2 separate regions of the Mus musculus genome follow, and region 1 is linked to region 2. A link is a contact called in ENCODE Hi-C or POLR2A ChIA-PET data. All regions are on one chromosome and are shown on one strand. Each heading gives the region's core, a stretch centred on a gene start or an enhancer-like site at or near the end of the contact. The rest is flanking DNA. Distances are from core to core; before and after follow the strand shown.

The links. A loop is a pair of places that touch in the nucleus more often than their neighbours do. ChIA-PET counts read pairs that join two places held with the same protein, here RNA polymerase II (POLR2A).
Region 1: a map of gastrocnemius shows a loop between it and region 2 (1.9-fold over the local background). The contact joins the promoter of Zfp457 here to the promoter of Zfp455 in region 2. A Hi-C loop is called at or near these places in 1 of 37 maps with a recorded cell type or tissue (gastrocnemius). POLR2A ChIA-PET finds 5 or more read pairs at or near these places in 2 of 5 experiments (Patski and embryonic stem cell).

What each region holds. Positions count from the first base shown.
Region 1 is chr13:67,303,572-67,307,837 of GRCm38, forward strand. Zfp457 (zinc finger protein 457) reads right to left here and starts at 2,841. Exons shown (of 4, transcript NM_001003666.2): 1 at 2,779-2,841. The coding sequence starts at 2,784.
Region 2 is chr13:67,192,056-67,196,208 of GRCm38, forward strand. Zfp455 (zinc finger protein 455) reads left to right here and starts at 2,451. Exons shown (of 4, transcript NM_001048204.1): 1 at 2,451-2,539. The coding sequence starts at 2,534.

The DNA of each region.
Region 1 (4,266 bases), core at 1,591-4,090, 110 kb after region 2:
ATTCCACCAGGACACATTACTGCATGGATGTCGGTGATACCAGATTTGATGGATAGTGGTAGATGTGGTGGTCATTTTCCATTTGCAGAGTGTCAAGTTGTTCAGGAAAAATTCAGGTAAAATTAGAAATCCCCATGAGGTCATGACAGGAAAAAAAAACAGAAGAATATGCAACAATAACTAATCTTTCCTGAAAATCAGAGGAAGAGTCAAGTCAGGCAAAGAGGAGAACCTTTCCCCACATGGTAAATGGAAACAAGTTCCTAATCTCCAACATTAACAAAAGGATGCTAGTGAAAATGTGGATTTAAGATTTCAAGTACGTCCCATAGAACTTCTTAAAGCACATTTGTAACATCTTTATTTTTTTTTCCATTTTTTATTAGGTATTTAGCTCATTTACATTTCCAATGCTATACCATGTAACATCTTTATAATTAGAAGATGTCAATTGGATGGATTTCTGTCCGGTCCCTGGTGCTCAGAAGTGAAAGGAACATGAAGAAGTTATTATAACACCCAAAGAACAACATTTTAAGAATCTTTTTAATATGCAGAGTCTCACGTAGCCTAGGCTCCCTTGAGTTGGCTATGAAGGAGAGGATGACTTTGAATTCCAGGACTCCTGACTCCTCCTCAAAACACAGAGATGACAGAAATGAATCATAGAATATACTTAAGTTCACTCTTCAATAATTAGGCTGTTTGATTTTAAATACATATAAATAAATATTTGGTGCCTGTAAGTTATATGTGACGATGCTCATGTACTCTTTCTATATTATAAGGACTGTGTTTTGTTGCACAAGGCAGCACACAATTCCCAATTGATAAACTGTTATATGTAACATTAACTAGGAAGTGTCTATTTATTCTAGATATGGTTGCAAACTCATTGAAAATTCCAGTAGCTAGGACAAGGTGGTCTGAAGCCCATGCTTCCTGACAGTAGACTTGAATGCTGTAGGTCAGGCTCCAGCTCTGGCTCACAAACACTTGGTTTGACTGAAGAGTGATAATATAAGCAAGATCCCCTGAGATAGGGGGAGCGGCTGTGGAGGAGAAATCTTGAAACACACACACACACACACACACACACACACACACACACACACACACACACACACACTAAAATCTGTGTGTATTCTGTGAATGCAAAACTCTTGTAAGGAGTCTGTGGGTGCAGAGTCTGATGGCCCACGTGTAAGTTCACCGAGGGGCAGAGCCTGGAATTCTGCAGGTTCAGGGTTAGCTGTCTTACCTTGGGCTGGTTTTACCTTCAGGGTCAGTCCTTGCCTCACTCTATAGTGGACCACATAGCTTATGACAATAGATAAAAACCTCCCAGAATCCACTGACAAGGGAGAACATAAGTTTCTATGAATCCAAAAGCTAAAATCTCAGCAGATGGTATCTTAGGTGAATAGAATATCTCCCATATATCGTAGTACATGCTTCTATCGACTCACACCAAAGTATTTTAAATTTTCCTTGGTTAATGACATTCTTTGTTCTGTAAAACCATGAAACTGATTCCATGTTGGAGCATAGAATTTGGATTAAAGTAAATCTGTGTTCTCAGATCAAGGCTATTCAAATGGCTCTGGACTAAACTATTCTCTTAACCCTTCAGGAGGAGAACTATGCATAGACAGGAACCTATGTGAAAAATCATTAGACCCCAAATGTATAACAGCTTTCCAAATTTATATTCCAGCTGTTCCAAAGCAGTTGAAAAACTTGGGGAATTCTTCCTAAAACTATTAAAGGTGCCTCAGTAAACCTGAATGTCACATTGAGGGACAGAAAATTTAATATTTAAGACAGTTAAATTTAGGACAGTTCAGACGCTGCTGACAATGTGAAGAGACAGAAGAAAATCATGTGATAAGAAAACATAGTACAATGTACAGAGCCTGGCAGATTAGAGAGCAATGTACAGAGCCTGGCAGATTAGAGAACAATTTACAGAGCCTGGCAGATGAGCAGAGCCATTTTCCTCTTCCCTTTCAGACTTTCCAGCCCCACCCAGCAATCTCTCATCACACCAAGTCGTCTCTCATCTGAAAAGAAGTCCAAATTTGGACAGAACACATACTCAGAACCGTTGAGGTACTGCTGTCTAGCGATTTTAATTTGATGTGCAAAATCCATAATTATCTGGATTGGGCAAACATAGGTTCATACCAATTACAAGATTATTCTGTGGCTACATAGCCATGTATTGTGATGATTCAAGTCACAGAGATGTCTATTGGAAATTCCCACTCTAACCAAGGCATCCATAAATCTAACAATTCATTCCAAAGGAAAAGTAACTAACAACCCACACAACAATCACCGTCACAGGACTCTCTGTCCCTAGACACTAGGACCTTTGGGAAGCTGTGTGAGCTCAAACCAGGAGTAATCTCTAGGACATAAAGTATATGGGGCGCTAGATGTCCACGTGTTCTGTATGTCCTAAGAATCTGACAACCACCACAGGAGAACCCGTCAGCTAGGCAGAGCACGTTTCCCCAGCAAAGATGCGTGAGCTCCCGTCAGCATCTCAGGCACAGGCAGTGAGCAGACCCTGCCTGCCCTTGCCATCCTGCTGTTTCCAACCTTCTCCTCTTCAAACCTGTGCCCAGGGACAGTGGCCCAGCCTAGGTCAGCACAGCACCTCAAGGTCAGCAGCTTCCTGTCTCACAAGCCCAAGTTGGCACTCTCTGTGCCCTATCCGCCACCCTGCACAGTCCTTCAGATCTGCAAGATGGTGCTGTTCCCTGCACCAACCTCCATGGCAGAAATCCAAATGCAGCGCTCAACAGGACAGCTGCACAAATTTGAGAAGAAGCGAAGTTTGAAGAAAGAATACGGAATTTTGTTGCTGACAGCTCTTTCTGATGACGTCACAGGCGATGGGACTACATTTCCCACAAGTCAGTTGGAAGGACTTCCGGGAACCCACTGAAGAGCTTTTGTACACTGCCTGGATTACAGTCCACTGAGAGCAGCTGCACATGGGCATGCACATGGAATTTGGGCTCTTTTAAAATCCTTGGTCATGGCACGAAATGTTTGCCTGTAAGATGAGCCTTTCACAGTAATCACGTTCATCACGTTTCCATGTTATCTCTGCTACAACTCTGATCTATGTATAGAATCATTCACGAATGAAAAATTCATGCTTTCATGATCTGCTTTATTTAAGAATGTGGAAGCAGGAAGTTAATGTAGGAGTGAGCATTATCTCTTTACGATTCTATTGAAACCATCTTAGTCGCTTAAGATAGAAGAATTGGAGATCAAATCTAGTCACCAGCAGATGTTTTCTTAGTACAGGCTTTCCTGTCTCCCAAGGGGAGGGGCAGAGTTCCTGGGATCACAATGGTGTGTGTACTGACTGTCGAGCCATTGTGCACTTACAGGATTTCCCTTTGCCTTAGGTTTGATGTTTCTTATTGATTTTCCTGTCTCTGCACTGATCCTGTCATCGGTCATATTTGAAAATATTTGAACATTAGTGTTATCTGTCTTGAACTTCCCTCCCTTCTAAATAGAACACTTGAGTGTTTTCTCCTTGAATACAAAGGTATCAGATATATGTTCATATTACTGTCAAATAAGTCACTGTAATAAAGAAGTTACACTGGAAACATGCAGGATTGAGAATCCCTACCTTTTCATGGGAAGGTTTATTCCTGTGTAGTTCATACTTGAGTCAAAGTTACAAACTCCATTACAGAAAAGGCTTCATACTTCCCGGAATCCTAATGATCCAAAAGGAACCCGTTTCAGCGCAAAGACTGTGCAGAGTCCCTATTCTTTTTCAGGAGTATGTTTATCCAGAGATGCAGATCATTTGCTCACTCAGAGAAACTAGAGGCAAGGAGCAGTACGTGTGTGTACCTGTGCTTGATTGGCAAGCATCATGACTGGTCTGTCCTCCTCCTGAATGCTGCAGTGAAGGGCATTGTCAGAAGCCACAAAAGTTATTATTTCTCAGCATAGCTAGTTTTCCAATATGTGTTATGTGTTGAGGTCTGGTCTGTTGCTATGTATGTAATGCTAAATTCTATACCCGAAGATCTAAGCCTACCACAGACTTCTCACATTTACAAGGTTCTGTTGTGCAAACCTTGTTCCTTGATTTAATACTATTAGTTAAATCAAATTGGCTACAGCCAATTACTGGAGAAATTACAGGTAGGTGGGTTTTGAGTTACCTGGTAGAGGGTCGAGAAGAGAGAGAGAAGGAAGAGAGACCAGGAAAAGGAGGAA
Region 2 (4,153 bases), core at 1,201-3,700:
GGGAATTCAGAGTTCTTTACAAGACTCACAGGAGTCTCACTGATGAAGCTGATATAAACATTAAGGACTATAGAGGCTGAGAACCCTGTTATCACTGCAGCATCCTACAAGACAAGAATCGTCTGCAGGCATGCAACTTTCCTGAGTTCTTACCCAGAATCCAGTCACATGTCGCTGCCTTGAGCCACCTGTATTCCTGTGCTATCTCTCAATCAAATGCCTGTCAGCAAAACTAGTAAACTCTTGATTCATGATAGAGTCTTGGGTGGAATCTTTCCTACGTCTGTCATTACACCCTGGTCTGATGGGAGCAGACTCTTCTTCTGTTCTTCACTGGAAAAATCACAGAATGGAGTGTCTTATTCATTGTGGTGGAAACACATAAAGCAGTTTGATTTCCTGCTGGTGGTTGAAGAGCTGAGAAGTCATTCCACTTCAGGGAACATGGCAGCAAGCAGGCAGTCATGGTCCTGTGTAGGAGCAGACAGCTTACTCTTTGATCCACACTGGAGCACATACAGATAACTGGAAACTGCATGCTATTGTGTAATGAAAAAGCCTAGTGACATTTTCTTGTGACAAGGTCACACCTCCCACTCTTTCACAAATATTTCCCACCAACTGAGACCGAAGCATCAGTTGTATGAGGCTGTAGGGTACTATTCTCATTCTACAACCTCAGTGAATCTAAAGTTATAGACATTGTGAGATCCCCTATTCTTGTTATAGAGATGGGCAATCCTGGTACTTTGTCCAGAGCCAACATTAAATCTCCTCTGTGACAAGAGCACATCCATGGAAGTCTCTGCCTTGTGGAAGTGGAATTTCATTTGAAATTTTGATTTCATTGGAAAGCCCATTGTGGGGACTTTATGCTCATAACTACACTTTCAGGAAAGCTCTCCAGGTTCAGAACACAGCGACAAAGGAAACTCTCTTGGGGCCTGATACTAACCTAGATGAAAGCAGAACTGGACAGCACTGTATATGTTGTACTAGTTGTGGAGGCTCTGAGGTGCATCCTGTAGGTCAGCATGGAGCTTTGCAGCCATGCTAAGAGAAATGCTTCACCATGTAACTGGTAGGGTGTATACTGTCCTTCCTAATATCTTGGTGGGATCACACTTCATAAAACATGCAGGTGACAGCTAAGTGGACTTGGAACCCCACCATAGCCTCATGTTAGAAACATAGCAACATCTAGAAAGGGGATGTCTGTGCTTTAGAACACACAGATGAAGTTTAGGTTGACACTGTTCTTTGACATCCAAATGATTCAGCAACCACAGACCCAATGCATATGATGATGTAGGGGTTAGGTTTTCACAGCACATTCCTCTCGAACTTATTCTTATCCTTCCCTGCCTGGTCACTATTCCTCCTTTTGGAAAAGGCAGGTTTCCACTGGTCCATGGTAGGTTGAAGGAGTAATCTTGTAAGCACTTTGAAATAAGCAATTGATTGAATTACAACATCAAGAGACTTTGGGCTTTGACTGTCTTGGGACTATTAAAGTCTATGGGCATGTTGAGAAGTGAATTGTCTTTCTTAGAAACAGATGAAAGTGAAACTCTCAGAGGCTTCCAGGTTACAGAGTATGGTGTTTTTTTTTAACGTATTTGATTGTCAAATTCCAATAAACTTATTTGATATTTCTGATTTGTTTTTGAAATAATCATTTCTCTGTCCTGATTTTGAGAAACTGAGGTTAGTTCAGGGCAGATGCTTTGACTTTCAAAATATTGTCACATAGGAACACTTGTAGATCAGAGCAGGGAAAGGAAATTGAGTAAGAAAGATCAGACCTCTGCAGAGAGAATTCTAACAATGGATAATGGGCCAGTGGCCAGTACACATACCAGTGTGACCTCAGGAGCTGTGTCCTCCCAAGTGTAATCTGAGCAGGGGAAGGAACAACAACATCAACAACGGGCAAACATACCCAGTGGCTTATGTGTACCTGTGTTTGTGAACAACCATTGGAGACCGTTAAAATTGTAGTACAGCTCCCACTAAAAAGGAATTTCTTAAATATATATTAACATTTTAAAGTTTTAACTTTGTTAAATGATCTATACTCTCAATGTGTCCCTGACCAACTAACCACAGTATATACATCCTAATATTTACACAAAACTGTTTTTCATGATGTGGAATCTGATCCATGTATGTCTCATGCAGAGTGTAATTGCAAAGGAACAAGTATTATTTATTTATTTGCAATACTGAGTATTATGACAGAGTCTACATTAGAGTCGAGCGCTTTAAAGTAGGCCAAGTACCTACCATAGTACCTACCATAGTATAATAGTAAAGAAAACAGAGAGAAGGCTACAAATCTAAGACCAGGGAAAGACCACATTCAGTTCCAGGAATAGCTTCGCAAAGACTTCTGGGATATGTAGTCCAAGCAACTGTGCCATCACGAGGAGCCATCCAGGCAATCCCACTTTAGCTTTCGTTTTGTACATTGTGCCTTCCTCAAAGTTTTTGCGAGAGTCCTGAACGGCTGTACACGCCTGTTGTCTCTGTCATGGAGGTTGGTTCATGAAACAGCACAGCCTGGGGCTTTGTGCAAGCATCGGGCTGGGAAAAGGCGGGGAGAGTGGGTGTGGGGAAGGTGGGGACTGAGCGGACCTGGGCTTGGAGGGAGAACGGAAGAAAAGAAGCTGTTGGGATTTGTTGTGCTGATCTGGCTGGGTCACGTGAGGTTGCAGTTCTGGACCAGGAATGGGGCGATTGGGATTGTGTCTGAGGTGAGGGTTTTCATAGGACACCGCAGGGTGTCTTGGACATAGGAACAGACTGGTAGCAGGGGTCAGGATTGCAAGCTAGTGATGGTGAGATGACTACTTGCACCTGAGGCAGTGCTGGGAACTCTTTGACAGCTTTGCTGGGAAGCATGCTCCCCTAGCTGCCCCATTCTCAGGTGGATGCTGTCAGATGCCCCAGTCAGTACCTTTAGAGCAAATGGGGTACCTGGCCCCACTATCCTCTGTACCTGGCCTCCTCCTACGGTCCTGATTATGTTCATTTTCCCTATCAGTTAAGGAATTAAGAGAGAATAAAAATCCAAGTCCCAACAGGTCATAGATGGGAAAATCTGGAACAGAGCAGAGAGATCTGCCAGGATGGGAGGTCACTGAGAGTCTTTGACTATAGGTGAGGAAACACATGTAGTGGATACACAGAGGGAAGTCAGCAAAGCAGGCAACCTGCCACCTGGTTTTACCTTGAGGGCTGGGTTTCCTTAAACCTTGGATAGGTTTCCTGTTCATAAAGTAGGGTTGAATAATTGTAAATAAGACACAATGTCTGCTTGGCACACTATGATTATGTCAACGTGCCTTGATCAGGCCTTGAACCTGAGAACGTTTATGAGCAGGGTATTAGTATCTGGTGAAAATCTCGCGTGGCCTTGTTTTAGGGGGCCAGGCTTTTGTGTCAGGTCAGCAGGGTAAGGAAGAGCTCACAGACCTGTGTGTATTCTTGTGACTTAAAGTAAACAGACCTGTGATAGAAAGACACTTGAGCCTACTGTGAGGCACATTCCTGTCATCTCTGTATTTGTGAGGGGGAGGGGCAGGACCCTCTGGTCAACCCCTGCTTGATAGCAAATTCAAGGCCAATGTAGGCTACCTCAGTCTGTGTCAGAAAACATTTAATCATGCTTGATGGACGTGAGAAATACTCTCTATGATTCATTCCATGTCTTCCAGTGAGAGCCGTGGAAAACCCCTGCAATCAACACTTTGGTGTCTTACAAAGTACACATGCTTCCCTTCTGCCGACCCAATCCATGTGGGATTCAAACTTTGTTTTCACTAACATGCTCTTGTTAAAGATGGTACATTTGGGTGACTATTTGTTTGGATTTACTGTGTGAGGAAGGACTCTCCTCTTTCCCTTGCTTGATTATTCTTCCTATTGACAGTGAATGTTCACTCCTTTTGGATAGTTAAGTTTGTGTTAGATTCTGCCATGACCTGAGGATGCTTTCTTCTGGTCTTCCCTGAATTCTTCCAGTTTGCTCCGTCCATATCTAGGCAGAGACTCCATCATTTCTTCATTGCCTTTCTGCAGTTCTTGAATGATGCAGGCTACTGTAGTTTATGTTCATGTGTCATTTTCTGCCTCTTTTTCTGGGATATCT